Regions from separate parts of the Homo sapiens genome. Here regions 1 and 2 are each linked to region 3. Evidence: chromatin loops called from intact Hi-C (ENCODE). Cell type or tissue: CD14-positive monocyte. All regions are shown on one strand. Each heading gives the region's core, and the rest is flanking DNA. Links, peaks and the distances in the headings are about the cores only. Region 1 holds the start of MIR8074 (microRNA 8074). Region 2 overlaps LOC101928517 (a long non-coding RNA gene). Region 3 overlaps SIGLECL1 (SIGLEC family like 1).

The links. A loop is a pair of places that touch in the nucleus more often than their neighbours do. Peaks named below come from ENCODE experiments on the same cell type or tissue, not always from the same donor. Only the 100,000 strongest peaks of a DNase experiment are listed, where the experiment ranks them.
Region 1: a loop joins it to region 3, with 1.9 times the contacts of the local background. A loop is called at or near these places in 4 of 110 quality-filtered maps.
Region 2: it touches region 3 in a loop (8-fold over the local background); 21 of 110 quality-filtered maps call a loop at or near these places.

What each region holds. Positions count from the first base shown.
Region 1 is chr19:51,200,196-51,210,358 of GRCh38, forward strand. It overlaps MIR8074 (microRNA 8074), which reads right to left and starts at 6,814; the gene lies at 6,734-6,814. All of the region lies in intron 2 of LOC107985327 (a long non-coding RNA gene), which reads right to left. LOC124904751 (a long non-coding RNA gene) reads right to left here. Exons shown (of 3, transcript XR_007067311.1): 3 at 9,846-10,163. In CD14-positive monocyte, for the core only: no CTCF peak of the experiment used is centred there; a DNase peak (open chromatin) is centred at 3,906; H3K4me3 peaks cover 1,482 bases; H3K27ac peaks cover 1,458 bases.
Region 2 is chr19:51,154,233-51,164,395 of GRCh38, forward strand. LOC101928517 (a long non-coding RNA gene) reads right to left here. Exons shown (of 5, transcript NR_110732.1): 3 at 2,114-2,241; 4 at 12-66. Among named protein-coding and RNA genes, the nearest start is that of SIGLEC7, 17 kb to the left of the region's middle. RefSeq lists a silencer at 3,313-3,511. In CD14-positive monocyte, for the core only: CTCF peaks have their summits at 4,650 and 4,855; DNase peaks (open chromatin) are centred at 4,379 and 4,749; H3K27ac peaks cover 464 bases.
Region 3 is chr19:51,255,120-51,265,282 of GRCh38, forward strand. It overlaps SIGLECL1 (SIGLEC family like 1), which reads left to right. Exons shown (of 6, transcript NM_001385465.1): 2 at 8,764-8,975. The coding sequence starts at 8,954. All of the region lies in intron 2 of LOC107985327 (a long non-coding RNA gene), which reads right to left. Among named protein-coding and RNA genes, the nearest start is that of SIGLECL1, 9.1 kb to the left of the region's middle. In CD14-positive monocyte, for the core only: CTCF peaks have their summits at 4,417 (motif pointing left) and 4,631; a DNase peak (open chromatin) is centred at 4,432; H3K4me3 peaks cover 467 bases.

The DNA of each region.
Region 1 (10,163 bases), core at 905-8,904, 55 kb before region 3:
TCACTGTGACTTCCTAGCTGACAACCCACTGTCACCACCGGCGTTTCCTCTCCCCCATCCTTCCCTCTCCCCTCACTCTCCCATGACAGCCTCCTCCCGGTTCCCTGCCACTTCTCTGGCCATGCCATCCCCGTCTCCCACAGGAACCTTATATCCAGCAGTTCCCACAGTGGGGTCTTGGCCTCCAGCCGCTCTCTGCATGACTCCTCCAGGAAGCTCCTCCACCCTAGTGGTCCCAGTCCTACCTCTGCCCTGAAGACCCCCATAAATCTCTGTCTGGTTCAGCTGGTGCTGAGCACATCCCACTCCCCCTTGGGAGGCCCCTCCCACCTGAGAAGCCAGAGTCAATGTCCTGGGAGTCTCTTTGCACATCCCTGTATTTCCCCAGTACTTCCCATGAGTTGGTGAGTTTTGCAAACTTGACTTCCGGAAACTGTCTCAACTCACTCCTTTCCTCCATCCCCACCTCTGGCCTCGCTCACCTGGACCCGGGTGATGCCTGGACCTGCAGCAGCCTCCCTCCTGGCCTAGCAGCTTCTGGTCTTGCTCCCTCCAGCCGACCACAATTCAGATCCCAAAAAGGGGTCTCTCTCTAACCAGATCTTTCCCTGTCCCTTCCCTACTCAGCTCCTCCCCTGGCTCCTGTGGCTCCTGGAGAAAGCCCAAGTGTGTCACCTGTCTTGGTTCCTCCAAGTGGCCAGAACCACGAGGGTTAGCGCCCTCCACAGTTTTGCACATCAAGGCCGGTCGTCCTGGGACGTTCTCTCCATGTCCCGATACGGCCAAGTCCTCCGCATGTTTCCATGCCCCTGTCCCGGGACCATTAAGGAGCCTCCCGACCCCTGCATGCTGGGGGTCTTCGCCCCTACTTGCCCTTGCTTGTGATGCTTGTCTCAGAAACGCAGTTTCCTCTCCTGAGTCTAGAGGGAAGACACAGGGAGAGAAGGGCCTCTCAGCCCTGCCCCTCTGGCTCTCTCGGTCTCCCTCGTCCCTCAGGTCCTAGGCAATGCCCACTCCTGGTAGGGGCAGGAGGGCAGTCCCTACACCTGGTCTGTGATGCTGATGGCAGCCCCCCTGCCAGGCTGTGCTGGTCCCAGGGCAGCCTGACCATGATCCCCTCCCAGCTCTTGCATCCCCAGGTCCTGGAGCTGCCCCAGGTGGTTTCAGGAGACGAAGGAGAATTCACCTGCCGGGCATAGGCCCTGCTGGGCTCCCACCCCATCTCCCTGAGCCTGGCTGTGCATGGGGAGTGTTAGCAGAACACCTGATTCTAGGGGTCCATAGGCAGGGGAAGTGTGGACTCAGGAAACTCCCACCTCAGTCACCCTCCAGCTTTTCTTATGCCTGGTACCACCTGTTACTCACCCCAAATCTCTGGAGACCAGTGAGGCTCCTGACCTCTGACCCTCACACTGCTAAAGGAGGCCCTAAGTGGGGGCAGGGGAGTGGGTAGCGGGGGATGGCTTTCTTTTAACTCACAGCCTCACCTGGATCTACTGCACCAGGGAAGCAACTCTTCTCAAGGTGTCCTGGAATTTGAGCCCCCAAATTTGGCTGACTTCACCCATCTTCTCCCCAAAGGAACCCTCCATAGTGCTGGTCTCTCCTCTCAGAATGGTGTTTACCCCACTGGCTCAGAGGATCCCAAGGGGCAGTGCTACTCTGGGTGACTGAGCGACTGAACTTCCTCCTCACAGCAGGGCTGAGGTCTGGGCTCCAGAGCCCGACAGGGGTGAGGGTCCTTTAGACCACGTGTTCTGAGACTCATCCTGCACAGGGCTGGAGCAAAGAGCTCCTGGGTGCTCCGGCCCCACCTCCCATGCAGAATAACCTCTCTCCACCCCTCACCTCTGTTCCCCATGACTCTTCCTTATGGCTCTACAGGAGCGGTTGTCAGGACAGGTGAGGAAATAGATGGATATGCTTTACCAGAATTTCAATTATTTTCCCTGTAATACCTTGTTTCTGTCGCTTACTTTAATGTGGGTTTCATGAGCTCCAAATTCATTCCCATAACGTATTTTTACAAATCCCATAATATGTTTATTTTACACAGTCAATTTTTAAAGAGACTTTTTATTAGAAAAATAAACTATTTTATGTTTATCCACATGTTTACCACTTCAATTGCTCTTCATTACTTTGTATACAACCGAGTTTCTCTATGGCATTATTTTCCTTTGGCCGGAAGATCTCGTGTATTTCTTACAGTATAGGTGTGCTGGCAGTGAATTCCCTTGACTGTGGTTTGTCTGGAAACATTTCATATACATTCACTTAAAAATACTTTTATTGAAATTTATATGGAATTCTAGGTTAACATTTTTCTTTCCAGTAACTCAAATGGTTTTGGCTTGTGTAATTTCCTATGAGAATTCTGCTGTAATTTTTATCATTGCTTGTTTGTTTGTAGTTTGTGGTTTTCTCTGACTGCTTTTATTATTTTATTTTATTTTATCTTATTTTATTTATTTATTTATTTATTTGAGATGGAATCTCGCTCTGTCACCCAAGCTGGAGTGCAGTGGCGCAATCTTGGCTCACTGCAACCTCTGCCTCCTGGTTTCAAGTGATTCTCCTGCCTCAACCTCCTGAGTAGCTGAGATTATGGGTGCATGCCACCATGACTGGCTAATTTGTGTATTTCTAGTAGAAACGGGGTTTCATCATGTTGGCCAGGGTGGACTCGAACTCCTGACCTTAAGTGATCCGCCCACCTTGACCTCCCAGAGTGCTGAGATTACATTTTTTTAAATTAATGCTAATCCTTCTCAAACTTTTCTGAAAAATAGAAGAGGAGAAAATATGCCCTAACCCATTCTATGAACACAGTATTACCTGATAATACCAAAGACATCACAGGAAAATGCAACTACAGCCCGATATCACTTATGAATATAGATGCAAAAAGTCCTCGAGAAAATGCCAGCAAACTGAATCCAGCAGTGTATAAAAGACTCTACAGAATACTGAGTGGGATTTATCCCAGGAATACAAAGGTGGTGTACATACGAAAACCTATTGATGTAATACAGTACATTAATAGAATGAAGAAAACAACATGGAATCATTTTCAATTGATGCAGGAAAAATATTTGGCAAAATCCAACACTCTTCCATGTTAAAACGATTAGCACACAAGGAATAGAAAAGAACTTCCTCAATGTGATAAAAGGCATTTGTGAAAAACCCAAAGGTAACATTATATTCAATGGCGAAAGACTGAAACTCTTTCCCTCTAAGATCAGGAAAGAGACAAAAAATGCCTACTTTAACCAGTTTTATTCGACATCGTACTGGAGGTTCTAGTTAGGGCAATTACACAGGAAAAAAAAAAGAGAAATAACTGGTATACAAGTTGGAAAGGATGAGTATTTCTTATATATAGAACATTGTAAGTATCCCACTAAACTCTCTTAAAGCTAATAAGCAAATTACCATATATGCCAGATACAAGATTATAACACAAAATACAGTTGTATTTCTATACGCTAGCAATTAACAATCTGAAAAGAATTAAGAACACCACCCCCATTTATAATACCATCAAAAGGAATAAAATATTTAGGAATACATTTACCCAAGGAGGTGTAAGTCTTGTGTACTGAAAAATAAAAAATATTGCTGAAAGAAAATAAAGAAGACCTGAATCAACTGAAAAACACCCTGTGTTCATGGATTGGTAGAATTAATATTAAGATGGTAATATTCCTCAAATCAAGATTCAGTGCAATCCCTATCAAAACCCTAATGGATGTTTTTACTGACATGAAAAAAAAACTATCCTTAAAATTCATATGGAATCACAAGAGACTTCAAATAGCCAAAATGATTTTGAAAGTGAAAACATTGTAGGACTCACATTTCCTGATTTTACAACTTACCACAAAGTCACAGGAATTAAACTGGGTAGGCACTTGGTTTCTCAAGCCGCCTGCTTGGCCCTCTTCCAAGTGTACTTTCCTTCCTTCCTTTCTTTCCTTTCCTTGCTTTCCTTACTCTTCTAAAGCTTTTAAATAAACTTTCGCTGCCATAAAATAAAATAAAAAACTAGGTGGTACCGATACTGATCAATGGAATAGAATTGAGAGCCAGATATAAAGTGATAAATTTATGGTCCACTGATAATTCAGTAAGGATACCAAGACCATTTAATGAAAAACGATAATGTCTTTAACAAATGGTTCTGGGGCAACTGGAGAGCCACGTGAATAAAAATGAAGTTGGACTCCTTCCACATAAAGTATGCAGTATAGGCCGAGCGCAGTGGCTCATACCTGTAATCCCAACACTTTGGGAGGCTGCGGCGGGTGGATCACTTGAGCTCAGGAATTTGTGACCAGGATGGGCAACACAGCAAAACCCTACCTCTAAAAAAATCACAAAAAATTAGCCAGGCATGGTGGCATGCACCAGTAGTCTCAGCTACTCAAGAGGCTGAGGTGGGAGGATCACTTGGGCCCAGGAGGTCAAGGCTGCAGTGAGCTGTGTTCATTCCACTGCACTCCAGCCTGGGTGACAAAGTGAGATCCTGTCCCCACCAGAAAAAGAAAAAAAGAAAATACACAGTATAGTAATTAACTCAAAAAGGACCAAAGACTGAGGTGTAAGAACTAAAATTATGAAACTCTTAGGAGAAAACATACAAGTATATCTTCATGGCCTTAGATTTGGAAGGTGTTTCTTAGATATGTCACCAAAAACACAAGCAACATGAGAAGAAATAGATGAATTGGACTTAAAATTTAAAATTCTTATGCATCGAAGGATATTATCAAGAAAGTAAAAAGAATGGGACCAAATATTTGCAAATAATATATCTAATGAGCCTAGTATCCCCAAAGAAGATTCGCTACTCAACCACAAAGAGACAAAAATCCCAACTTTAAAATGGACAAAGGTCATGAATAGACATTTATCCAAAGAAGGTATAGAAACGACCAACAAACACACAAAAAGATGCTCAACATTATTGTCACTATGGCAATGGAAAGCAAAACTCTACAACGATTAAGATGGCTGTAATTAGTAAAACGGAACATAACACGTGTCGGTGAGGATGTGGAGAAATTGGAATTCTCATACACTGTATTTGGGAATGTAAAAGGATTCAGCCGCTGTGGAAAAGAGTCTGCAAGTTCCTCAATAGGTTAAACATAGAGTTATTGATATGGTTTATCTATGTCCCTGTCCAAACTCATGTTAAATTGTAATCCCCAATGTTGGAGGTGGGGCCTGGTGGGAGGTGATTGGATCGTGGAGGTGGAATTTTCATAGTTCAGCACCATCTCCTTGGTGCTGTTAAGACAGTGAGTAAGTTCTCATGAGATCTGGTTGTTTAAAAGTGTGTAGCACCTCCTTCCTCACTCTCTTTCTCATGCTCCCGCCATGTGAGACTCCTCCCTCGTGCTTCACTTTATGCCATGATTGGAAACTTCCTGAGGCCTCCCCGGAAGCAGAAGTCGCCATGCTTCCCTTACAGCCTGCAGAACTGTGAGCCAATTAAACCTATTTTCCTCACAAATTACCTAGTCTCAGGTATTTCTTTATAGCAATGCAAGAACAGACTAATACAGTTATCATATTGACTAGCAATTTCACTCCTTGGGATATACCCAAAGGAATTGGAAACAGATATTCAAATGAAAATCTGTACATAAATTTTCATGGCAGCACTACTACTCACATGAGCCAAAAAGTACAAACAACTAAAATGCCCAGTAACTGACAAATGGATAAATGGAATGTGGTCTTTCCATGCAATGGGATATCACTCAGTCCAAAAAAAGAAATGAAATAATGATGCATGCTACAACAAGGATTATCCTCGTAAACATGGATTTACCTTGAAAACATTACCCTTGGTAAAAGAAGCCAGACATGGAAACTCATCAAGCTTAGTAGGCCATTTAGAGAAAACCCACAGGTAACATTACACTCAATGATGAAAGACTGAAATTATTCCATTCACATTAAATATCCAGCATAGATAAATCCATGGAAATAGGTACACGTTAGTAGTTTCCAGGGGCTCTGGGAAGCAGGCAATAGAAAGTGACTGTTTCCCTTTCAGGGTGATAAAAATGTTCAGAAACTAGATGGTGGTGATGATTACACAGCACTGTGAATGCAATAAATGCCACTGAATTTTATACTTTTTCTTTTTTTTGAGACAGAGTTTCACTCTGTCACCCAGGCTAGAGTAGAACGGTGCGATCTCAGCTCACTGCAACCTCCGCCTCCTGGATTCAAGCAATTCTCATGCCTCCATCTCCTGAGTAGCTGAGATTACAGGCACCCACCACTATGCCCAGCTAGTTTTTTGTATTTTTAGTAGAGATGGGGTTTCACCATGTTGCCCAGGCTGGTCTTGAACTCCTGAGCTCAGGCGATCCGTCTGCCTTGGCCTCCCGAAATGCTGGGATTACAGACGTGAGACACCGGGCCCAGCCTGAATGTTATACTTTAAATTAGCAAATGGAAGAAATTCTTTTCTGATTTTCAAATATTACTGAAATTTTAAAGAAACAGCAGAGATGCTCAGGGTGAAGCAAGTGCTTACTGTGTGAATCCATTTATAGGAAGTTGTAAAACATGTAAAACTAGTTGATGGTGACAAATGTCAGAACACTGGTTGCTTCTCAGACTGTATGTGGAGGCAGAGATTAATATGGAAGGGCATGAAGGATGCTGTTTTCTCTGGTCAAAGAATGACCCTTATCTTGAGAGGGTTTCAGTTGTGTGAGTACATGCCAGTCTCGCCATAGGACGTCTCTGGGCTCCCATGGGCATCTTGCATAAACTCAGGAACTGGGTTCTTCTATTCTCTGCTGCCTCCCACCACCCTACTCTCAGAAGATACCTTGATTCTGGCTTAAGAGGAAATAAACACAGTGTAGTGATAGAGACCCTTTCCTGACTATAAAACTATTCACCTCATTGCAGCTGCTACCATCCCTCCTTCAACTTGGTTGTTCCATCTTACCTTGAAAAGTGACTTATGGAACAACTTGTCCAAACGTCTCCACTTTAGAGGGACACCAGTTTCCTGTGTAATTATGTTGATTGCAATGAAATACTCCTAAGAGAGGGCTGACATTCCTGCTTCCAATCAGAAAATGAGGTCATTAGGCAAACGTCCAGCAGAGAGAGTAATTAGAAAAGATGAAAACATGCATTCCAATCTATTCTGTTCTTATTATGTTTTTTTTTTTTTTTTTGAGATGGAGTCTTACTCTGTCACCCAGTTGGAGTGCAGTGGCATGATCTTGGTCACAGCGATCTTCACCTCCCAGGTTCAAGCGATCCTCCTTGCCTCAGCCTCCTGAGTAGCTGGGACTACAGGCACCCACCATCACACCTGGCTAATTTTTGTATTTTTAGTAGAGATGGGGTTTCACCATGTTGGCCAGGCTGGCCTCGAACTCCTGACCTCAGGTGATCCACTTGCCTTGGCCCTTCAAAATGCTGGGATTACAGGCATGAGCCACTGCGCCCAGCCTATGTTCTTCTGGCTGGACTGGAGGACAGTAAGGAAACAGGGCAGGGCTGATGCTTTCCAAACACAGTGGGACATAGTCCTCAGGTCAGCAGCGAGCAGGGGATGGGAACCCACCTCATCTCACTAACCCTAGCTGCCATCAGTAGAACAAAAAGTCATTAATAAAATCCAAATCCTGGAACAGCTTCAAGGAAACAAATGTCAACATTGACCAAGTCAATAAACATGTCAGTGTCTTCTGGCCAGAGATCAGCAGGCACCAGGAATAGATATGTAGTTGGGTTATTACTCATTGCAGTGAGGAACCACGAAAACCATGAGGTGTTTCAGTAAGAGAGAATTATAACTGGCTTATTATAGGATTTGGACTTGTGTTAGGTGATTTGGGGAAACTTTTTAAAAAGCAGTGTTTGCTTCTTTGGATGTCAGGAAGTCAGCATAATTCTAACACTGGATCTTCATACATCTAATAAAAAAGGAGAAAGAACTAGACCAAAGCTACCTTAGTCAGTTTGGGCTAGAATAAGAGATATCACAGACCGGCTAGCTTAAAAAACAAACATCTAACTTTGGGAGGCCAAGGTGGGTGGATCACAAGGTCAGGAGATCGAGACCATCCTGGCTAACACGGTGAAACCCCGTCTCTATTAAAAATATAAAAAATTAGCCGGGCGTGGTGGCGGACTCCTGTAGTCCCAGCTACTCGGGAGGCTGAGGCAGGAGAATGGTGTGAACCCAGGAGGCGGAGCTTGCAGTGAGCCAAGATCGTGCCACTGCACTCCAGCCTGGGTGACAGAACAAGACTCTGTCTCAAAAAACAAACAAACAAACAAAAAACAAACATCTATTTCTCATAGTTCTGGAGGCTGGAAGACCAAAATAAAGATGTCAGTACAACTGGGTTCTTAGTGAGGTCCCCGCTCCTGGGTCACAGATGACTGCCTTCTCACTATATCCTCACATGGGAGAGAGAGAGCTCTGGTCCCTTCCTCATTCTTACAAGTGCCATAATCCCAGCATGGGCATTCCACTTCCATGAGCTCACCTAAATCCCATTATCTCCTAAAGGCCCCACCTCCAAATATCATCACATCACATTAAGAATTAGGACATCAATACATGAATTTTAGGGTGACACCAACATTTAGTCTATAGGAAAGGCTGTGGCTGTAATTGGTAAATAATCATCAGTCTTTCCTGTTACCCTAGATGGGAAATATGTAGCCATTTTCCAATTTGGACAACATTCTTGTTTGTGTCTGTGTTAAGGCATGACTGTGCTGTGGTCTTATTCTTGTCTTGATCCATTATGCTCAAAGAATGTCCTTGTCTGGTGTTGATGTCCTGTGCAGTGATTGACAACAGGACAGGAGAATTGCTTGAACACGGAGACAGAAGCTGCAGTGAGCTGAGATGGTGCCATGGCACTCCAGCCTGGGTGACAGAGCGAGACTTCATATATATAAATCACGCCACTGCACTCCAGCCTGGCAACAGAGCAAAACTCCATCTCAACAGCCACAACAACAACAAAAGTCTATAAAAAGACTTACACCTGAGTACCATTAGTGAAAAATGGGGAAATCTCAAATGCCTATCAATAGATGAATAAATATAGGACTATAGTATATTCATACAATGGGATACTACTGAGCAATATCACACTGTGAAAACTATAGGCACAAACAACTTGGTTCAGTTTCAAAAAATATGCTGAGTGACAGAATACAGACACAGATGAGTACATTCCTTCCTAGGAAATTTTGAAATAGGCAAAAGCGACACACTATGAGAGAGAGGATCTCAGTGGTTGCCTGGCACAAGAAGTGGGAATGATGAACTGCAAAGAGGTTAGGCAAAGCCCTTGGTGTAGTGGAAATGTTGTATATCTTGATTGTGCCAGTCACAACAGGGCTGTATGCACCTGTCAAAATTCATGAAAATGAACACTTCAAGTGGGTGCACATCACCTCATGTAAATTATACCTAGTTAAGTTCATTAAAGAAACACAGTAAGACAGATTTTCTTATGTATCCTTCTACTCCATGAATGTGGTATGATATTTTACTGTTAAAAGTAAATATACTGAATATTATATTATGTGCCTATACTATCTTTTAAAATAACTTACAGCAAGATATTGTTTTATCTATTGAGGACTCACTTCCTTATATTTAAAAAGAGGATGGAAATACCTCTCTATGGTAGGTAGGATGAATGAACATTTTTATAGATACTACTGTGTATAGAGATTTTACCTGTATATGGTTGCAAATACTGATATGTCTCAGGCATTGAGGATCTCCCAGGTGTGTACCACAGAGAGTAAAATAAAAAACCATATGAGCTGAAGCTAAATTTTAATTTTGTCTGTACATTCAACTCATATTGTCTGGAAACATTATGTCTTTGGGCCTCATTTAATTATCAGAAATGTATTTTTACATGAAAGAAAATGCTAATCTCTATGGTAAGCCCCATAAAAAAATTGCTGCTGTCCCCACTGCAGGGAATGGCAACACTAATGGAAAAGAAATTTCTTCTGGACTTGTTCACAGAAGCTTTCGTTTTACATGAAAATACTACATGTTTCTTATTTTAGAGATGTCGCTGAAACATTGCAAATCAGTGTACTAACTGCCAGGGGAAAAAATCCATAGT
Region 2 (10,163 bases), core at 1,410-9,409, 100 kb before region 3:
CTTCTCCTCACCTGCTTGCCCCTCTGGTCTTGTCCTCGGGTCTGAGGACATGCAGCCTGATTTGCCCTATGGGGAGAAATCAGGGAAGAAGTCACATCTCAGGTCCATAAGAAACACGGGAGAGTCCTGGGTAGAGAGGTGAAGGGGCCCAACTTCCTGCCAAGTCCAAGCCCAAGCCCTCCCCATGTGGGACCCTAGGAGGTAGAGGAGATGGTCTGCGGTCTTCACCTCTCCACTGAGAGTCCTCAACATCCTCATACTTTTAAAGATTTCCAAGGGCACAGGAGGCAGACGCCATTGTGTGGGGGAAAGAGGCCGGGTGAAGCTGAGGAAGGAGTTGACACTGTTGGCGCAATTACCAGGGGTAAGTAACAACAATGATGGAGTTAATAATAATAATTTATTTCACACTGTTATGTCATGCCATAAGACGTGCCATCAACTCTGGAAATTAGGTTAGTTATTATTACCCCTGGGGGCAGGGAGAGCAGCTTGTTTATCTTTTGTTATTAGAGGCCCAAGAATCAAGCCAAGAGCTTGGTGAAATTTGTGGGGAGTAGAGATTTGTCATGGTCATGGAGCTATGACAAAATCCCGTCCCATCCCTGCATCTTTCTAATTCCTCATCTTGGAGGGAGCTGAGGGGAACAGTTGAGGCCACAGGCTGTGGGTTCGGCCTGCCCGGGCTTGAATCCCACCTCTTCTGTGGGTTAGCACTGAAGCCTTAAATAAAATACTCAAACTCCATGGGGCTTAGTTTTCTCACCTGTAAAGTGGAGGTGAGGCTAATCACATTCACTTTCTCCATAGAGAGACAGTGAGGGTCAAGCAGGTTAGAATGGTGGTGGGCACATGGTAAGTGCACAGCTAATGTCCACCACTCTTATCCCCCTTATCCCCCTGTGACTCACCCTGACTCTGATCTGAGGACTCCAGAGGATTCATAGAGGAGGCATCTTTGGACCCAGACCTGAGAGGACTGGGAGATTTCACCCAGAGGTTGTGAGCATGTCATGGCAGGGTGGAGGTGGCACTCCTGAGGGTGGGCACTGCCTAGCAGGGCATGGAGGCAGGGAGATGTGCAGAGCATGAGCCTGGACGGGAGCTGCTGCACTCACGGGGGGCCTGGATCCTGACGTCCATGTACATGATCAGCTGTGTCACGGGGTTTTCCACAGTGCATTGGTAAGTGCCCATCTGCTACCAGGCCAGACTCAAGAGATACAACTTTGCATATGAGAAGTTTAGGAAGGAGCTGTTGTGGATCCAGCAGTACTTGAGATCTGGGAAAGAATAGGAGACACACTCCATTTCCACCTGGGAGCCGATCTCAGCCGTCACGATGCCATTGAAGGCATCAGGATTGCCCCTCAGCAGCAGATAGTCAGGCCCATCTGCAGAGACAGGGAAGGAGGCCTGAGGCTGTGTTTCTGACCCTTTGGGGTCCTGGGTACCACCTCATGAGGTCCTCCTCCAGCCAAGAGGTTCCCCACTGTGCACCCTGAGCTGACCCCTAGACCTGCCCCAGGCAAGGCAGCTGTGCCAACAACAATAACCATAATAAGAGCACCTGCCATGATCAGGGACCTACTAGGGGCCAGCCCCATGGTAGCCCTTTACCTCGTAATAAAATCATTGGAGTAAAAGCAAACACATGGGGCCTACTGTGTGCCAGACACTGTTCTAAGCTCTGTGCCTGTCCCCACATTTGTTGAATTCCCAGAACAACTCATGTGATTGGTTCCACTATTGATCCATTTTATAGATGGAAAACAATGAGGCTCGGAGGAGAGGATTAGGACTTCATGACTGCAACTGACACAGAAGGATTGAGCCAGTCTCAGGGCCTGGGGGCAACCGCCCTGAGCAGCTGAAGCCTCTGGATCCTGGGTCTTGGTTCCAAGCCTCTGACCTGTAAACAGCTGTATGGAGATCAGAAATCCTTCACGCTTCAACCCCAGCTTCCACACAATGGGCGCCATAGCCTGTGCATTAGGAAATCTAACACACCACTAAAGTGTTTCCAGAAGGAGATGTAAAGGTGATTTTAGAAGTGTGATTATTTTTTTCAGGTGAAAGATGTGGAAGAGTTTGATAAACTCTGTGAACACACCTGGAACACTGGAAGAATCTAAGTGTTGATGTATTTATAAGCTCAGTAGATTAGATTTCCAAGAGCTGTCCGAGAATTTGTGAGGATCTTGCTGGGTTGTGAACTTGCCCCAGTAGGCAGCTGAAGGGCTATAAAGAAAAAAGAATGTATGGAATGTATAACTGACTCTTTAAATCAAACTCTCTGTTTAAGGGAGCACAGTCTGTTCAATTTCAGTAAAAGAGAGTGACAGTGACTATAGTAAGTTTACAAGAAAAGAAGAAAGAAATCAATGAGTGGAATTTGAAGGGTCAAGGGGTTTGAACACTTAATAAACTGAACATCAATTTAAAAAATAATTGGTTTTAAGTAGTCCCCTATTTACACAAAAGCAGACCTCAGCAAAGGCACACTGACCATTTCTAATCTGAGAAGTGAGGACTGGGGTCCCTATTTCACATTTGAGTGCATCAGTTCTGAGTAGTGAGGGCAGCTCCCAAGTCCACAGAGCTCAAGAGCTGGAGCTGATTCCAACCCAGACCAACCTGGCTGCAGGCTGGCCCAGGATGTCTCTGGCCTAGTCCCATTTGCAGATCCGTGGTGAGTCCCAGAGGTGGACTTGTGTGGCAAAGAGCTGAACCCTGCCAAAAAGAGGCCTGGCCTTTGCTCTCAGCTACTGGGAGGGAACCTCTAAGTCCCTGGAATGTCTCACCTGATTAGAGTGTCTTTGTTTACCTGAAAGCCTTGGACTTCACCAAATAGTCTAATAATATAACTAACGATAGGACTTTGGGTCACTGGTATCAGCTCTATCTGTGGAGCAGCTGAAACTAAGGTCAGCCATGTAGACAGTTATCCACATCTATGTGACAAAGCCACACCAGGACATCAAGGCTCAGGTGAGTGTCCCTGGTTGGCAATGCTCTATGCATGTTGTCACATGTCATGTCAGGAGGAATTACCACAGTCTATGATTCTACTGGGAGGGGACAACTGGAAACTCCCCATTCGGAATTCCCTGGACCCTGCCCCATGCTCTTCTCACCTTGGCTGACTTTAATCTGTATCCTTTTGCTGTAATGAGACATCACATGAGGATAACAGCTTTCAGTGAGTTCTGAGTCCTACTAGTGAACTATCAAAACTGAATGTGGTCAGGGACTCCCCAATGTGCAGCTGGCATCAGAAGTGAGGGCAGTCTTGTGAATTGCTCCCTAACTACTCAGGACTGCTGGATTAAAGGCTGTGCAGGTCGTTTGAGGATAGAAAGGATTCCTGGCAACACTGCCTGGTTTGAACCAAGCACTGCCACTTACTTCCCATGTGATCTCAGTTAAGTTGCCTCCCTCCCCTAAGCCTCTTTCTACACCTGTAAAATGAAGATATGAAATGTTTCCTCTTCATAGGGCTGTTGTGATGCTTAACTTCAGAAGCAAGTGGAGAACGTAAAACGTGGAATCCTTCTTAGCTAGGCTCTTGTGTCTGAGGTCCTTATTACTAAGGAAAAAGAGGGAATGAATACTGAGAAGAAACCAGCAACCACGGCCACAGAGAGCATCTCATCAGCTCTATTTGGCTGCACCAACATGGAGCACTCCTTTTAGACACAGCATTGTGCCAAGTCCCTGCAGAAACATGTCCCTCCCTCCATCTAGACTGTGCACGGCCAGTGATGCCTGGTCTGAACAGTCAGGATGAATATGGCAGAAGTGGCTTCATTCAGACAGAGTCCGTGGCATGACCCTGACTGTCTCATGCAATGAGACCCTCATGAGGACCCTGCTCTCAGGAGGGGGGTGTAGGCTTGGAGGGCACCTCGACCTTCAGGGACTCACTTTCATTCTCTCAAGCAAACCCCAGAACTATACCTGGCCCATCTCATCCAGGATCCCCCATGACTTTGAGAATCTTGTCTGAAACCCTGTCTCTCCAGTCAGGAGTGGTAGCACCCAGTGCTCACCTAGGGGCAGGAGGCAGCTTCGGGAGCAGCCCCCCAAAGCCTTTAATCTCTTTCTGGAGCTCAGCTTTGTACCTTCTTATCAAGAGAGCAAAACGTCACAGTTCCTCCCAGGGCAAAGTTTTGCCTGGCACAGCCAGAGTGGACACTAATGAACAGTGACTCCTTCCTGTCTTTCAGGCTTGAAGATCACAAGGAATGTTAACCTGGGATCTTTGAGGAGCTATACACAAGGTAGATTTCTGACAGGTCCCTACCCGCGTCCTTGCAGCGCTGTGTGAGCAAACCCCATCACCCCCAAATGCATCACACCACCAGGGGGAGCCATGGAGTTGCACGATGCATCAGCACTAATCTTTGTCTACAACCTCCTGGGGGAAGGGATAAGAAGTGGATAGAAAAGGTGAGAGGCAGGAGCCCCGAATCAGCTTCCAGAGAAGATGGAAGTGAAATGGAGAAATAATAATAATGACATTAACAATAGCAATAACATTACTAATAACATTAAATAATAACTACTTCCTGTAGTTATCATTCCTGTTCGGTGAGATTGTAAATCTTGACATAGGTTAGTCTCTGAATGGGTGGGAGTCAGGTGTCAGGAAGCATTTGGGGGTCAAAGAGGGTGGAGAAGATTGGTGCAGTGATCCCTGCAACTCTCTGGGTGAGCAGCAGGGGGCGCCCTAACCATGGCAGAGACTGTTGAGTTGGTTGCACAGACATAACCAAGTGTCATGGGGCAGTGGGAAGTCCATGGACTCTGTCTCAGAAGGAGAATTACTTGATCTCTGTGTGCCTCAGTGTCCTTATCTGCAAAGTGGACATCAGAGCTCCTACCTTTATGAGCCTGAGAACAAAAACCAGGGAGAATAAATGAACAACCACAGCAGCAACAACAAACAAAAACAAGAGCCAAAACCAAGTAGCGAGATGGGCCTTTCTATCATCTGACCCTGAAATCCAGTCACATTTAAAACCAGGTCTACCCCTCAGATTTCCCAGACAACAGAAGTCAATGCATTTTTTCCCTTTGAAAGTGAAAAACAAACAAACAAACAAAAAACATGCTGTAATATTGGAGGGAAACAATTATGGGGTTTTTTTGTGTTTTTTTTTTTTTTGAGATGGAGTCTTTGTCGCCCAGGCTGGAGTGCAGTGGTGTGATCTCGGCTCACTGCAAGCTCTGCCTCCTGGGTTCACACCATTCTGCCTCAGCCTCCCGAGTAGCTGGGACTACAGGTGCCCGCCACCACACCCAGCTAATTTTTTTGTATTTTTAGTAGAGACGGGGTTTCACCATGTTAGCCAGGATGGTCTCAATCTCCTGACCTCATGATCTGCCCGCCTTGGCCTCCCAAAGTGCTGGGATTACAGGCATGAGCCACCGTGCCCAACTACAACTATGATTTTTATATGAACATTAATTCCATTATGTGGTTCCTTGAGGTTGCCTGATGTACACATTGTGGGAAAGGCCATGAGAGCTGCTACACAGCCCTTTGGAGATGGCGATCATGAAGCCAGCAAATGGTCAAGGGCTGTGAGTCTTCAAAAATCTGTCCTGATAAGTGATGATGTCATCTCCACATGCAAACCTGTCTCCAGAGAAGACACAATCCCATCCACTCAATGCTGCCGATCCTCCTAAACAATTCAAATGGGCTTTTTGCCCAGCAAGAAAGGGATTTTTGTATGTACATTCATGTTCTCTTTCTTATTCATCAGAAGTTATTTTTCTACGCACCTCACATTCTCAATGATAACTAAGAGAAATTCCTTGTTTGATTAACTCACACTCTATACCGGAACATTTGTGCATCTCACAACGGTTCCCTTAGAGCCCACCTTTCCTTTTGAGTTTAAACCTTCCTTGGAGTAATCAGAATAACTTCCAAATAGGAAAGAATGAAAGAGACTATGTTTATTCATTTTGTACACTCTTAAAACATAAATTGTATTTTTGCTAGCTGCAGCTAAGACTTTTATTTTAAAATGGGGCACTAACTTTCCTTCCTCCTACATTAAAACATTTCAGAAAAAAACTTAAAATCTTAAAAATAATTTTAAATACTGGGATAAATTTCTTTAAACATAAATTTCCAATACTTTCTAAAAAAGGTCATATCTATTTCAGAACTCTAATATCACCAGAACCCCAGAGAACATCCCCCAAATTTTTAGGCATAAAAATTCTCTTGTTTTTCAGCAGACACTTGATCAGTTTACCTGCATCCATAACCTTGGATATGGATTCATATGTCAGAGTCTATAAGCTGGAACATTAAATACAAAATTGAAATGATTTATTTTCTTCTAGCTGTTCCAAAAATAAAGCATACAAAAACTTTAAAGTCACAAATGTAAACTATTGTCAGAACAGAATGTTAAACATTTTTTCATTATTAGACATCATTATTAAATACAAATAAGTGATGAATAATATAGAAAATAATACTTATTGTTTAAGAGGCATATATGTGTGATGGAAATAAAAAGTCTGCATTCATTTAAGTTAGGTTACATTTATTTGTGGACACAAACAGGCCCACGTATGAGAGGAGAGAAAGGCAGAGGAGGGGAGCAGAGGGGAGGATGGTGCAGACTGGGTGGGCCCTGCTGGCCACACAGGAACCTGGAGCCTTTAGGCAGAGCAGAGACTAGACTGGACTTTCACTCTAACAGAACCCCTCGGCTTCCCTGGACAGAACAGGCCCAAGTGGGTCATGGCAGCCACATAGAAACTGGAAAGGTGCTTGCTGGGTCCTCCAGGAAGAGGGATAGGGGCTTGAACCAGGGAGGCAGGGGTGGCGTAAGGATATGCTTTTGGATGTGTGTGGAAGGTCGTGCTCACAGAGTTTTCTAATGGATGTGGTCAGCGAGGGGAAGGCAAGACCAAGGATGAAGCCAGAATGTTCCCCTGAGCACCTGGAGGGAAGGAGCGGTGTCCATAGAGGACTTCAGAGGGGAGGCTTTCAGGGGCGATAATTCTGAGAATCTCCCTTACATCCAAATGGGAACAGAACAGAGACAGCTGAATGCAAATGCCTGGAGTTCAGGAGAGGGGTCCAAGCTGAAGATGTTTCAATGCACAGCTGGAGTAGTGATGACCACAGATGAGGTAAGGAAGGGGTGAAGACAGGCAGAGAGGAGGACACACATTTGTCATTGGTGCTTTCATGACAACATATGTTATCTTCAATCTTTTTGATAATAGTCACCCTAACAGGTATGAGGTGATGTCTCATTGTGGTTTTGATTTGCATTTCCCTGATGACTGGTGATGTTGATCATTTTTTCTCTGCCTGTTGACCATTTCTGTGTCTTTGGGGAACTCGCCATTCAAGTCCATCATGCCTTTTCAAATCAGATTATTTGTTTTCTTGCTGTTGAACTCAACTTGTTTGAGTTCCTTATATATTCTGAATATTAACCTTTTACCACATGTGTGGTTTGCAAATATCTCCTCCCTTTCCATAAGTAGTCTGTTCACTCTTTTGTGATTGTTTCTTTTGCCATGCAGAAACAAACTAAAACAACTTTTTAGTTTGATGAAATTCCATTTATCTATTATTGCCTTTGTTGCCTGTGGTTTGGTGGTGTTAACTTAAACATCACACAATTACCAATTTGGAAGAAAGAGCTTTATTTCTTATAAAGGATTACAGCCTGCAAGGTGGCCATCCAGACAGGCTGGGAAGCAGAGCCTGCAGAAGAGGCTCAGAGACAAGCACTTTAAGGGAGGGAGGAGAAAGACAGGAATTTAAGCTGAATGGGCTGGCCAAGTATACATATTCAACAGGTTACAGAAGGAGCTTTGAATATTCATGAAAGGGTTTTGACCCAAGCATATTGAACAAACACGCATGTTACATGTAATCCATGTTCACCTTAGGGTAGAGACTTACCATGTAAACGTATTACAATTAGGCCCTATATGTCAAAAGGTCTTTGGAGGACACAGCAGCCCTCAAGCGCGCAGCCTCTGTAAAACCTGCCATAACCAGTCCATGCTCCATGTTCTTATCAAGAGAAAGTTACTGAAATCAGTCTTTTGTCCAGTCACAAGGGTGTGGGGTCAGTGTCTGCTGGTGAGCTGTATATTGTTTTAATATTACTTATATTGAGACCAGTGCTTGCTTAGCTACCAGAGAAAAATAAACATATTGTGGCAGTTAGAACATAGTTTATTCTCTAAGTGTGGGGGTGTGTAATTTAACCCCTGCCTGGCATGGCCTTAGGTTTTGTATATGATTTGGTATCTCATTGCCACAGAGTCTGTTCTGCCAGTCTTATGATCTCCATTTCCATATTAAGGTTAATCAGTTGCTGCATCTCAACTGCAAAAGGAAGGGGCTATAATGAGGTGTGTCTGACCTCTCGTCCCATTGTAGCAGCAACTCAGTTTTTAAGATTTTTCTGGGGTCCCCTTGGCCAAGAGGGGGTCTGTTCAGTTGATTACAGGGCTTAGGATTTTATTTTTAGTTTACAGTATCTAAAAAAATCTGAGCCCAGATAATGTCAAGAAGCTTTTTCTCCTGTTTTCTTCAAGGAGTTTTACAGTTTCAGGCCTTACATTTCCATCTTTAATCCATATTGAGTTGATTTTGTTTACGTCTGAGATAACTGGCAATGGCAGCTTTGATGAACATGTGTGAAAGGGTGGGGGACTTGATTGGAAGCTCGTTTGGAAAATAACCGAAGAAAGGAAGGTAGGAAGAGTGACGACAAACAACCTCTTGAGGAGTTTTGCTGCAAATGTTACCCACCCTTGGAGGGGTGAGTTGGCCCTAGTGGGTCCTTTCTCTGCCCCCTGCCACTTACGCCAATAGAATGAGACCAGAATCGGCAAAGCGGAGAAGAAACTTTATTCATTGATCAAGAAATGGAGAAAGGGAGTTCATGTGCAAAGCACCTTCTCCCAGGGGTTGGTAAAAGGGGATCTTAAGGGCCCTTAGGGCAGGTAGTTGGAGACTGAGGCGGGCAGATCTGGAAAAAGGTGGGTTCCTTCAGGAGGGGCTGAAGTGTGCACACTCTTGTGTTTTCTTTTGTACTTGGCACCTTCTGTGCCTAGCAAGGCATAGTTCTCGCCCCTGAGTGGAGATTTTAGTATGGTAATGAAGCAAGAAATCAGGTCAAGGCCTGCACTGAGGCAGGAATCCAGGTCCAGGCAGCACGTCTGGGCTGAACTCATCCCCTGGCTGGTTCCTGTTGCTGGCTCCCAGCCTTTGTTTCTGGCAGCAAGCAGAGCTGCAAGCACAGGTTAGTTTCACAGGTTTTGGGGCTTCCTGAGAGAACTGAGGTCATGTTGCAGAAACACAAAAAGGAACAGAGAAATGGATCTGGAGAAGAAGAATTTTTCTCAGTTCTTACCCACAATCTCCCAGAGGTGCTCAAATTCATAGACAAAGAAAGTAGAAAGTTGGTTGCCATGGGTTGGGGGCAGGATGGGATAGGAAGTTATCATTTAGTTGGTATAGAGTTTCAATTTGGCAAGATGAAGAAATTTCTGGAGATCAATGATTAATAATTGCATAAGAGTGTGAATGTACTTAGTGCCACTTACCTGTGCACTGAAAAATGGTTAAAATTGTAATTTTTTAATGTATATTTTAACACAAATTTTAAAAAGCACTAAATATTTGATCAGCCTCCTCGCCAAATAAGAAAAACTGATGGCAAATAATCACATGAAAGCATTCTCAACACCATTTGCTGCTACGAAATCACAGATTAGAACCAGAATGAGGTAGCAGTACATACCTATTAGAATGGCTACAAAACAAAACCCAAAGAAATTTTTTTTTAAATCCGGATAATACCAAATGTTAATGAAAACGTAGAGCAACCAGAACTCATATATTCTGCTGGTGGGAATGTAAAATGGTACACCCACTTTGGAGAACAGTTTGGCAATTTCTTATAAATTCGAACTTACACATATGACCAAGCACCCGACTCCTAGGTATTTACCCAAGAGAAATAAAAAAACTAGTGTCCACACACAGAAATCTGCATGTGAATATTTATACTAGTTTTACTTTACAGTCACCAAAACCTAAAAACAATATGAATGTTCACCAGCCAGTAAATGTATACAAAATGGGGATCTATGAA
Region 3 (10,163 bases), core at 1,165-9,164:
CATGGTGGAGCACGCCTGTAATCCCAGCTACTCAGGAGGCTGAGGCACAAGAATCGCTTGCACCCAGGAGATGGAGGTTGCAGTGAGCCAAGATCATGCCACTGCACTCCAGCCTGGGCAACAGAGTGGGGACCCTGTCTCAAGAAAAAAAAAAAAAAAGACTTAAATATAAGAACTGAGATTGTAAAACTACTAAAAGAAAACATCGGAGAAAACTTCTGTATATTTATATGTAATACACAATAAAAATTATTGGTTTGGGAAATAGTTATTTGGATATTTCTGCAAAAACACAGGAAACAAAAGCAAAAATTGACATGCAAGATTGCAGCAAAGTAGTTTCTGAACAGCAAAGGAAACAATCAACAGAGTGAAGAGACAACCTACAGAATGGGAGAAAATATTTGCAAAGCATCCATCTAATAAGGGGCTAATATCCAAAATACATAAGGAACTCAAACAACTCAATAGCAAAAAAATCAAATAACCCAATTAAAAAATGGGCAAGGACCTGAATAGGCATTTCATAAAAGAAGACATACCAAAATGGCCAACAAGTATATAAAAAAAATGCCTGACATCACTAATCATCAGAGAAATGCAAATTCAAACCACAGATATCACCTTATACCTATTAGATGGGTATATCAAGAAGGCAAAAGATAGCAAGTGTTGATGAGGATGTGGGGAAAAGTAAACCTTGTACACTGTTGGTGGAAATGTAAATTGGTATAACCACTATGGAAAATAGTATAGAGTATCCTTTAAAAATTAAAAATAGAACTACCATATGATTCAGGAATCCCACTTCTAGGCATGTATTTGACAGAAATGAACTCAGTATCTTGAAGAGATATCTGCACTCCTGTGTTCATTGCAGCATTATTCACCATAGCCCACACGTGGAATCAACGTAAGTGTCCATTAATAGATGAGTAAAGAAAATATTATATATGTATACACACATGCACGCACACACACACACACACCCCATTCAAATAATGTCATTTTGTTCAACATTGTCTAATCATAAGAGAAAAAAATCAATTCCCAGCCAGTACCAGTATCTGTGTGGAGTTTGCATGTTCTTATATATGGTAAAATTGGTTTCATTTTACATCATTTCACTTAAAGCAGCAGTTTCCAAGAACTGAATGATGATGTTAAGTGAGGATTTATTGTGCACACACACATACACACACAGTGGAAGTTATTCAGCCTTAAAAAAGGACATCTTGCCATTTGCAGCAACGTAAATAAACCTGAAAGACATTATGCTATGTGAAACAAGTCAGACACAGAAAGACAAGTACTGCATGATCTCACTTATATGTAGAATCTAAGAAAGTCAAACGCATGGAAGCAAAGTATAGAATGGTGGTTGCCAGGGCTGAGGGCTAAGGGAAATGAGATATTGATCAAGGGGCACAAAGTTTCAGCTAGGCAGAATGAATAAGTTCTGGAGGTTTCATGTGCACCATGGTGACTATGGTAAATAACACTGTACTGTATACTTGAAATTTTGTGACAGTAAATATTAAGTGTTCTCACCACCAAAAAAATGGTAACTGTGAAGTGCTGATTATGTTAATTCACTGGATTGTGGTAATCATTCCACAGTGCATACATACATCAAAACGTCATGTCGTACACCTTAAGTATATACAATTTTTATTTGTCAGTTATACCTCAATAAACCTGGAATTAAAAAACTGAAAATTCTATAATCTCATCTCTGATCACTGCTCTAACCATAGGTAAGCACTGGTATCAAATTATACATCATTCTAGATCTTTGTTTTACTCATTCATGTATGTATAGTTTTGAGTGTATTATATATGAATATGTAGATACATATTTACATATTATATATATAAAGCTTTTATATAAATGACAAATGATCCAGTTTTCATTTAAAGATTGTGAAATATTTCAGACATATAGAAAGATATAAATATGGTATAATGAGCATATACCCACCACCAGCTTAATATTGAAAACACTGGCTGGGCACGGTAGCTCACACCTGTAATCCTAGCACTTTAGGAAGCCCAGGTGGGAGGACGGCTTGAGCCTAGGAGTTCAAGACCAGCCTGGGCAACATAACAAGATCCCATCTCTACATAAATTAAAAAATTAGTCAGGCATGGTGGCACATGCTTGTAGTCCCAGCTACTTGGGAGGCTGAGGTGGGAAGATTGCTTGAGCCTGGGAGGTCAAGCCTGCAGTGAACTGTGAATGCTCCGTTGCACTCCATCCAGTCTGGGTGACAGAGCAAGAAACTGTCTCAAAAAAAAAAAAAAGAAAAGAAAAGAAAGAAAACACTACCCCTGGTATACTCCCTTCCCCAAACACATCTCCCACTCTCAAACATAGAGATCGCTGCTATTCTGAATTTGACATTTTATTCTGTGTACTAAGGAACTTAACCTTGCCTGAAGAGAAGTCTGGCCTTTGCCCTTGGCTTCTGGAAGACACTCCCTAGCTCTTAGAATGTCACACCTCATAGGGGTGTCTTTGTTTGCCCAGGGACCTTGCATCACACTGAATATTCTAGAAATGTGATTTAGGATGAGGGCTGGCCACACCAGATAATGTTAACAATGTGATTTAGAGTGGAAGCAATACCAGATAGTCTAACAATGTGATTTAGAATAGGGGCTTTGGATCAAATGGTATCAGCTCAACTTCAGGAGGAGCTGGATGCTAAGATCCACCATGAGGGAAGTCACCATGTTACACGATGGAGGCCCAATAAAAACACTGGACACAAGGCTTGGGTGAGCTTCTTTAGTTGACAGTACTATGCATATTGTCACACATTATCACCAGGAAAGCTAAGTTATGCTGTCCATGACTCCACAGGGAGAGGATAACTAGAAGCTTTGTGTGGGGAACTTCTGGCCTCTGCCCTGTATGTCTTCCCTTGGCTGATTTTAATCTCTATCCTTTAGTTGTAGTAAACAGTAATCACGAGTATAACAGCTTTCAGTGAATTCTGTGAGTACTTCTAGTGAATTACCAAACCTAAGGGTAGTTTTGGGGTTCCAAAACCTTGCAAATGATTTGAGAAATGAGGGTAATCAGGGATCCTTGATATCTTCAGTTGGTGTCAGAAATGAGGGGATCTTGTGGACCATTCCCTAACTTTTCAGTTGTATCAGAAATGGGATTCACTAGAACAGCCCTGACTCACTGAAACATATGGTTTGAAAAGAGGAAGGATGTGAAGTCAAGATGATAAGCCTTTGATTCCTGGGCTGTCCTGCGGTCACCTGTGCGTATAGAAATGCAGCTGTTCTGCAAACAGTTACAGGAGGTAAAAGTTACCATTGCTTTTTCAATACAATGGATCCAACCCCCAAGGAGCTGACCCACTGGATGCATAAGGAAACAAACTAAATAGGCAGTCCCTTGGCTATTTTTATCTGTAATCGTTAAAATGAAAGTGGCTGAGGCGGATCCTGATGCTGGCCCAATCTTGGGCTCTGGCCAGCCTGAGCTACAGCTGCTAGCCTCAGGGCTGTGGCTAAAGGGAAAAGTTAGGCTGAAATGACAGATGGCAAAGAAAATTAGAGTGGTTCACCAGAGAGTGAGAAAAGACGAACATTTCCAAGAGGGTGGAAATCTTTATAAACAGTTATTAAGAAATGAGATGAGTTAAGTGGACATTGAGGGAGTCTAAACAAAGGTCTCAGTGGAGCACTCTTAGAAATTAGGTGGAGCAGTGAGAACCTAGACTTGCCCTCCAGTGTTGAAGGTCCCCCATCAAGTCTGCTATATTTACCCTAGTTTGGAGGAATTTTAGAAGCCAGAAGGCAAACATGACAATGGGAAATCTGACCTCAGATCTCCTGAGGGGACGAACATGTGATCTAATCAAGATAAATGACAAAAGGGCCTGGGTTGCTTGGCCTGACCCCTAACTGAAGACCCAAAGTCATATGCATATTAGTAGTAAAATAGTCAGGGGATGGATAAGAGATATTTCTGGGACTCATGTGGGAGTCTTATACCTGCATTCCAAAAGGTTGGTGAAATTCTAATAGCATCTATGGTTAGATTGCGAAGACATAGGATTACAAAGTGGATGAGATTCAGGCGAAACTTTGGATGAAAATTGGAATGTTTGGACAGACTATGTAAATATGTTATGTGAATGTATTTACCTAAATGTATTATGAGGAAAGATATTGTGTCCAACTATGGAAGAGTTCCCCTACGTACTATTATGAAACAGAAGGCATGTAAATCTTCCCTTCAACCAATATTGATTGAATATGCTAAATAGGAACCAATAAGATTGCCCAAGCCCACACTAATTGTTAATTTGAAACAGTACAGGATATCTGGTGGACAAAACATGTTAGAAGCTTAACGTTTGCTTTATTTAGGCAGACTGGAGCTAAGGCCAGTGAGCACCACCCAGTGGTGAATGCTGGGATTTGGGGCCAGAAAATTTCCAATGGAGAGACAACTAGCTGCCTATTGGGCTTTGAGTCTGCCCCATCATTGAAGGATATAATAATCCTGACACCTGAAATCCTCATGATGTGTTTGTCATGTTGGAAAAACACTGTAGTAAGGAAGGCCATGCCCAAAAGAGTCTCGTAATAAAATGGAAATTGTTTATACAGGAACATGCTACCAGGGAAATGCAAGGAGGTCCTCGTTATATTTATGAACAGGTGGCTTTTTCCCTACTGAAGAGCTGCGAGATCCTATTATTACTTGAATGATGTCTATTAATAGCTCTTGATTGACCAACTAAGAGCGGTTTGATTTATGGATGGCAATTCCAAAGTGAATTAATAACATCCTGTTTGGAAGACTGGCACTCATACTGAGGAAGGCAAAAACAAGTCACTTCAGTGGGCTGAACTGCCTCCACATTTGGGTTTTTACCAATTCATGGGCAGTGGCCAATGGCCTGGCCATATGGTCAGGCAGATGGGCAATGGGAAACTGTACTATTAAAAGGATGCCTATATAGGGTACAGCCTTATGGAATTCACTATAGCCAGTATCTCAAAAGACCTGTTCATACCCCCTACAAATGATAAAATAAACAGAGAAACAGACCTCTTCCTCCCAAAAAGGCAATTAATATCCTACCTTTTATGCTGGACATTTCTTGGCAACTTTTAAAGGATTTTTACTACTTGTGTGTGCGTTCTTAAACACTTGATTTTGCCCGGTTTTTTTCAAATTTTAAAGAAATGCTCATACATTATTACTTATTTGTGTCTGGCTTTGTTCATTCAATATTTTATTTGTAAGAATGGTCCATGTTGTTGCATCTAGCATTAGCTCATAGGTTTTTGTTGCTGTGTAGTATCTCATTTTTTAAAATTCTCTGTTTACTGGCATTTGGATTGTTTACCTTTTTAGCTATTTTTAAATAATACCACTGTAAACATTTTTGCATTCCTTTGTGGCGTACATATGCACAAACATTTCTATAAAGTATACATCTGGGAGTGGAATTGAGGGTCATAGAGTATGTGTATCTTCTGCTTTGATAAATAACTTTGTTGCCCTGATTTATATTTCCACCAATAGTGTGTGAAAGTTGAGTACCACATTCTCACCAAGACTTGATATATTGTCTTGGATATGTACTGGTATCTGATGGTTTTAACAGGCATTTTGCTGGTTATTAATGAGATTTTAAATATTTTCATGGAAATTTTATTAAGATTTGTCTTATGATCCAGCTGTGGCCAATTTCTGTAAACGTTCTCTGTGTGCTTACAAAGAAATTGTATTCTGCAGTTATTGATTGCAGTATTCTCTATATATTTTTGGTCAAATTTGCTGATCAAGTTGTTGAAATCTTTATATATTCCAATAGTCTGTTTGTTCTGTCAGTTTCTGAGAGAACAGTGATTAAAATGTCACACTACTATTGTGGATGTCTGTTTCTCCTTTTATTTTTGTAGATTTTTTGCTTTATATATTTTTGGACTATGTTAGTAGGCAAACACAAATTTTAAATATATACTTTATTCCTGTTAATGTCAGCTTATCATTAGGAGATATGCCATTCTATCTTTGGTAATGCCTTTTGCTTAAAGTCTGCTTTATGGGATGTTAATGTAGGTATGTCTACATTACCTGGCTTTCTGGTTGGTATTTGCTTGGTGTATGTTTTCATTCTTTGGTTTTTTCTTTTTTTCTTTTTTTGAGACGGAGTCTTGCTCTGTCGCCCAGGCTGGAGTGCAGTGGCATGATCTCGGCTCACTGCAAGCTCTGCCTCCCAGGTTCATGCCATTCTCCTGCCTCGGCCTCCTGAGTAGCTGGGATTACAGGGGCCCGCCACCACACCCAGCTAATTTTTTGTATTTTTAGTAGAGACGGGGTTTCACCGTGTTAGCCAGGATGGTCTGGATCTCCTGACCTCGTGATCCGCCCGTCTCGGCCTCCCAAAGTGCTGGGATTACAGGCATGAGCCACCGCTCCCGGCCCATTTGGTTTTTTAACTGTCCTTTACACTTATGCTTTGGTTGTGTCTTTTGTAAACAGCATGGAGTTTGGCTTTGCTTCTTTTTTCCAATATGATGATCTTAGATTCATAACTGGATAATTTAAGCCATTTATATTTAGTTAAATCACTGATGTATTGGAGTTTAAATCTAACATCTAGGTACATGATTTCTACTTGTCCCAACCGTTCTATTCTCTTTTGTATCCCTTCTGTTTGTTTCTCTGTCTTTATTTTCAAACAAGCTTTTAAATCAAAGTACAATTTTATACAGAGAAGTATTAATACAGATAGTAAGTATACAACTCAAATTATCACAAAGGGAGCAGACCAGTGTAACCACCACTGAGGTCAAGAAATAGAACATTAACAACACCCCAAACACTCCACTCATGTACTACACCATTCATTACCCCCTTTATCCTTGCTATGTTCTGGATGCAAGCACGTTGTATGTGTTGCAAGTATGTTCTCCAGCCCTGCAACTTGCATTTGTCCTCCTTAATGGTATCTTTTGATGCAGAAATTAATTCTGATACAGTCCATTTTATCCATATTTCCTCATAGCTAGTGCTTTTTGGCCCTTTTAAAGAAATATTTCCTTACCTAAAACTTACCAAGATACTCTCCTATGTTGTATTAAAGAATTCCACTGACCAATGTGGTAGCTACTAACTACATATGGCTATTGAGCCCTTATATTATGGCTAGTCTGAATTGAAGTGTGCTGTAAGTGTAAAATATATACAAGATTTTGAAGAGTGTATAAAGAATGTACCAAATCTTAACAATTTTGTGTTGATTGCATGTTGAAATATTGGGTTAGGTTCAATATGAATAACCTAGTGAATAACCTAGGTTTCTTTCACTAGGTTAAATGAAACATCATTAAAATTAATTTTACCCATTTCTTCCTTTTTAATGTGGCTGCTAGAAAATTTAAAATTATACATGTAGTCCACATTTATAGGTCACATTATATTTCTTCACACAGCACTGTTCTAGAAAAAAAGTCTAAGGACTTTCCCAATGTCCCTAGAAGTTATTTTTATGTATGACATGAGGTAGGGGTCTTATTTCCTTTTGCTGTATGGCTGTCCAGTTATTCTGACACAATTTATTCAAAAGAGAGTCCTTTAACTTCTATGCAGTGCCATATTTATCCTAAACCAAGTGATCACATATGTATAGGTATTTTTCTAACCATATAGCCTGTCCCATTGGTATTTTTATTTATCCTTGTGTCAATACCATACTCTATGAATTACTATGTATGTATGTATGTATTTTATTTATTTACTTATTTATTTTGAGATAAAGTCTTACTCTGTAGCCCAAAGCTACAGTGCAGTGGCGTGATCACGGCTGACTGCAGCCTTGACCTCCCTACCTCAGGTGATCCTCCCACCTTAACCTTTCAAGTAGCTGGGACTACAGGTGCGTACCACCACACCCAGATAATTTTTGTATTTTTTGTAGAAACGGGGTTTTACCATGTTGCCCACGCTGGAATTACTATGGATTTTTAAGTCATGATATCCAGTAGGAATTGGAATTGATCATTTTTTTGAGACAGGGTCTCGTGCTGTCTCTTTTTTAATAGAAATTTACTGAGAACAAATTTATTAAATAAATGTCTACATGGGATATAAAAGGGAACATTGTGCCATGCTATACAATGTTACTTACACCATTCATTTCAAATTTTATGGCAAAACAATTATACTGTGGTAGGGAGATGTTGTTTTACACTTCTCACCAAACTAAACATTATCATATTTTTCCTGAGAGAATGTCAACACTTTGCTATCTTAAGTGATCACACCACTGCAATCCAGACTGGGTGACAGAGAGAGAGAAAGACCCTGTCTCAAAAACAAAAACAAACCGGGCATAGTGGCTTATGCCTGTAATCTCAGCTGTTTGGGAGGCCAAGGCGGGTCAGGTGTTTGAGACCAGCCTGGCCAACATGGTGAAACCTCATCTCTACTAAAACTACAAAAATTATTTGGCCATGGTGGTGAATACCTGTAATTCCAGCTACTCGGGAGGCTAAGGCAGAAGAGTCGCTTGAACATGGGAGATGGAGATTGCAGTGAGCCGAGATCGAGCCACTGCACTCCAGCCTGGGCGACAGAGTAAGATTCCATCTCAAAAAACAAAAATAAAACAAAGAATAAAGCAGACATGACACTGAGGCTTCACAGACAATCTTAGTTGCCTCCCTGTCCGTACGTGCTCATGAGCCTCTCATCCCATATAATTCCTGCTTCTCCAGGTGAACAGGCCTTCACGATGACCAGAGACAGAAGCCCCTGACTTGGCTAAAGATACTTCTGCTCTCCCCATCCCCACATCCTCTTTCAGTTACGCATCACCTCACTCCTTCTGAACCATATGGTTCTGATGTCAGAGCCAGTGTAGTAAAGAGCTTCTGCTGTTCCTGAGAACTGTTGCTGCTGGAAGTGATGCTTCCACTGCTACAGCTGGGTAAGTAAGGTGAGAAGCAGCACTGGAGGTGTGTTTGGAAGCCAAGACTCCAGGGCCTGGGTGTTGGCAGGGCAGAGGATGGGCTATGGAGGCATGGAGAAAGAGGACATATGGGCATAAGTACCAAATAATCAACATGAATTAGACAGCTTCTGTGTGTCAGATTTTGACAGGGCTGGTGTGTCTGAAGCAAATAGCAAATTGGGCAAGGGAGAGGGATGGAGAGTGTAGGTGCTATGAAGGCATGAGAGCACTAGGAGCTGTTTCAGACATTACTGGAAGCCCTGAAGTTAAGTTTTTCAGTGTTTCTGTGGGCACACTTTGCCAGGTGGAAAAGACAATTCAGAGGACAGCCATAGAGGGGTCCGTACATGAGAGTCCCCCGCAGATTCCTCAACAGCGCCCCGCAAGTGACTCAGGTGAAGAGACCGAGATCAGGAGCTACTGGTTAGGGGAAAATTACCCCTTTCTTCCAGTAACCTCAAAAAACTTCAACGAAAAAGTGTGTGTCAACACTGAAGACAGATTCCTCATTATTAGAGACCTTGATGAATGTGACTGTTCCCTCCTAATCCATGATATTCATCAAATGGCCACCATGTCCTACCTGTTCTAAATAGAGCGAGGCAATTTCCAGCATTCTTACACAGAAGATGCCATAGTACATTTGGCTTCCAGTGAATGTTCCACCAAAGACCACTTGAGACCGGGAAGAAGGAAATTAAGAAAGGTGTTCTGTTTATTGAATGGGTAATACTTCACTACGCACTGAGCTGGGTGCACTGCAAATCTTGGGGCATTCATTCTTATAACGATGATAATATGAGATAGGTTCAGCAAATATCCCGATTTTCCAGGCTAGGAAACAGCAATGATAAGGGGAGTGACTTGCCCAGCAGCACCCAGACAGGAAGTGATGGAGGGAGAATTGGTCATAGAGCCTAAGAGGAACATTGCAGGTGGGAAGAAGAGAAGCAGAGTAGGAGGTCTGGCTTGGACTTCTAGCCTTGCAGGGTAGGTGAGGGATCACAGACAATGTAGAGCCTCAGGAAATTTACTTGCCACCCCTCAAGAAGGTCTAGCGATCAGGTTCAGGCCAGATGAGGACAGAAGATAGAGGGGAACTGGTCTGGGAGGCCTGAATCCTGTGGGCTTCCAGAAAGTCCTTCTGAAGCTCCTTGTGAATAG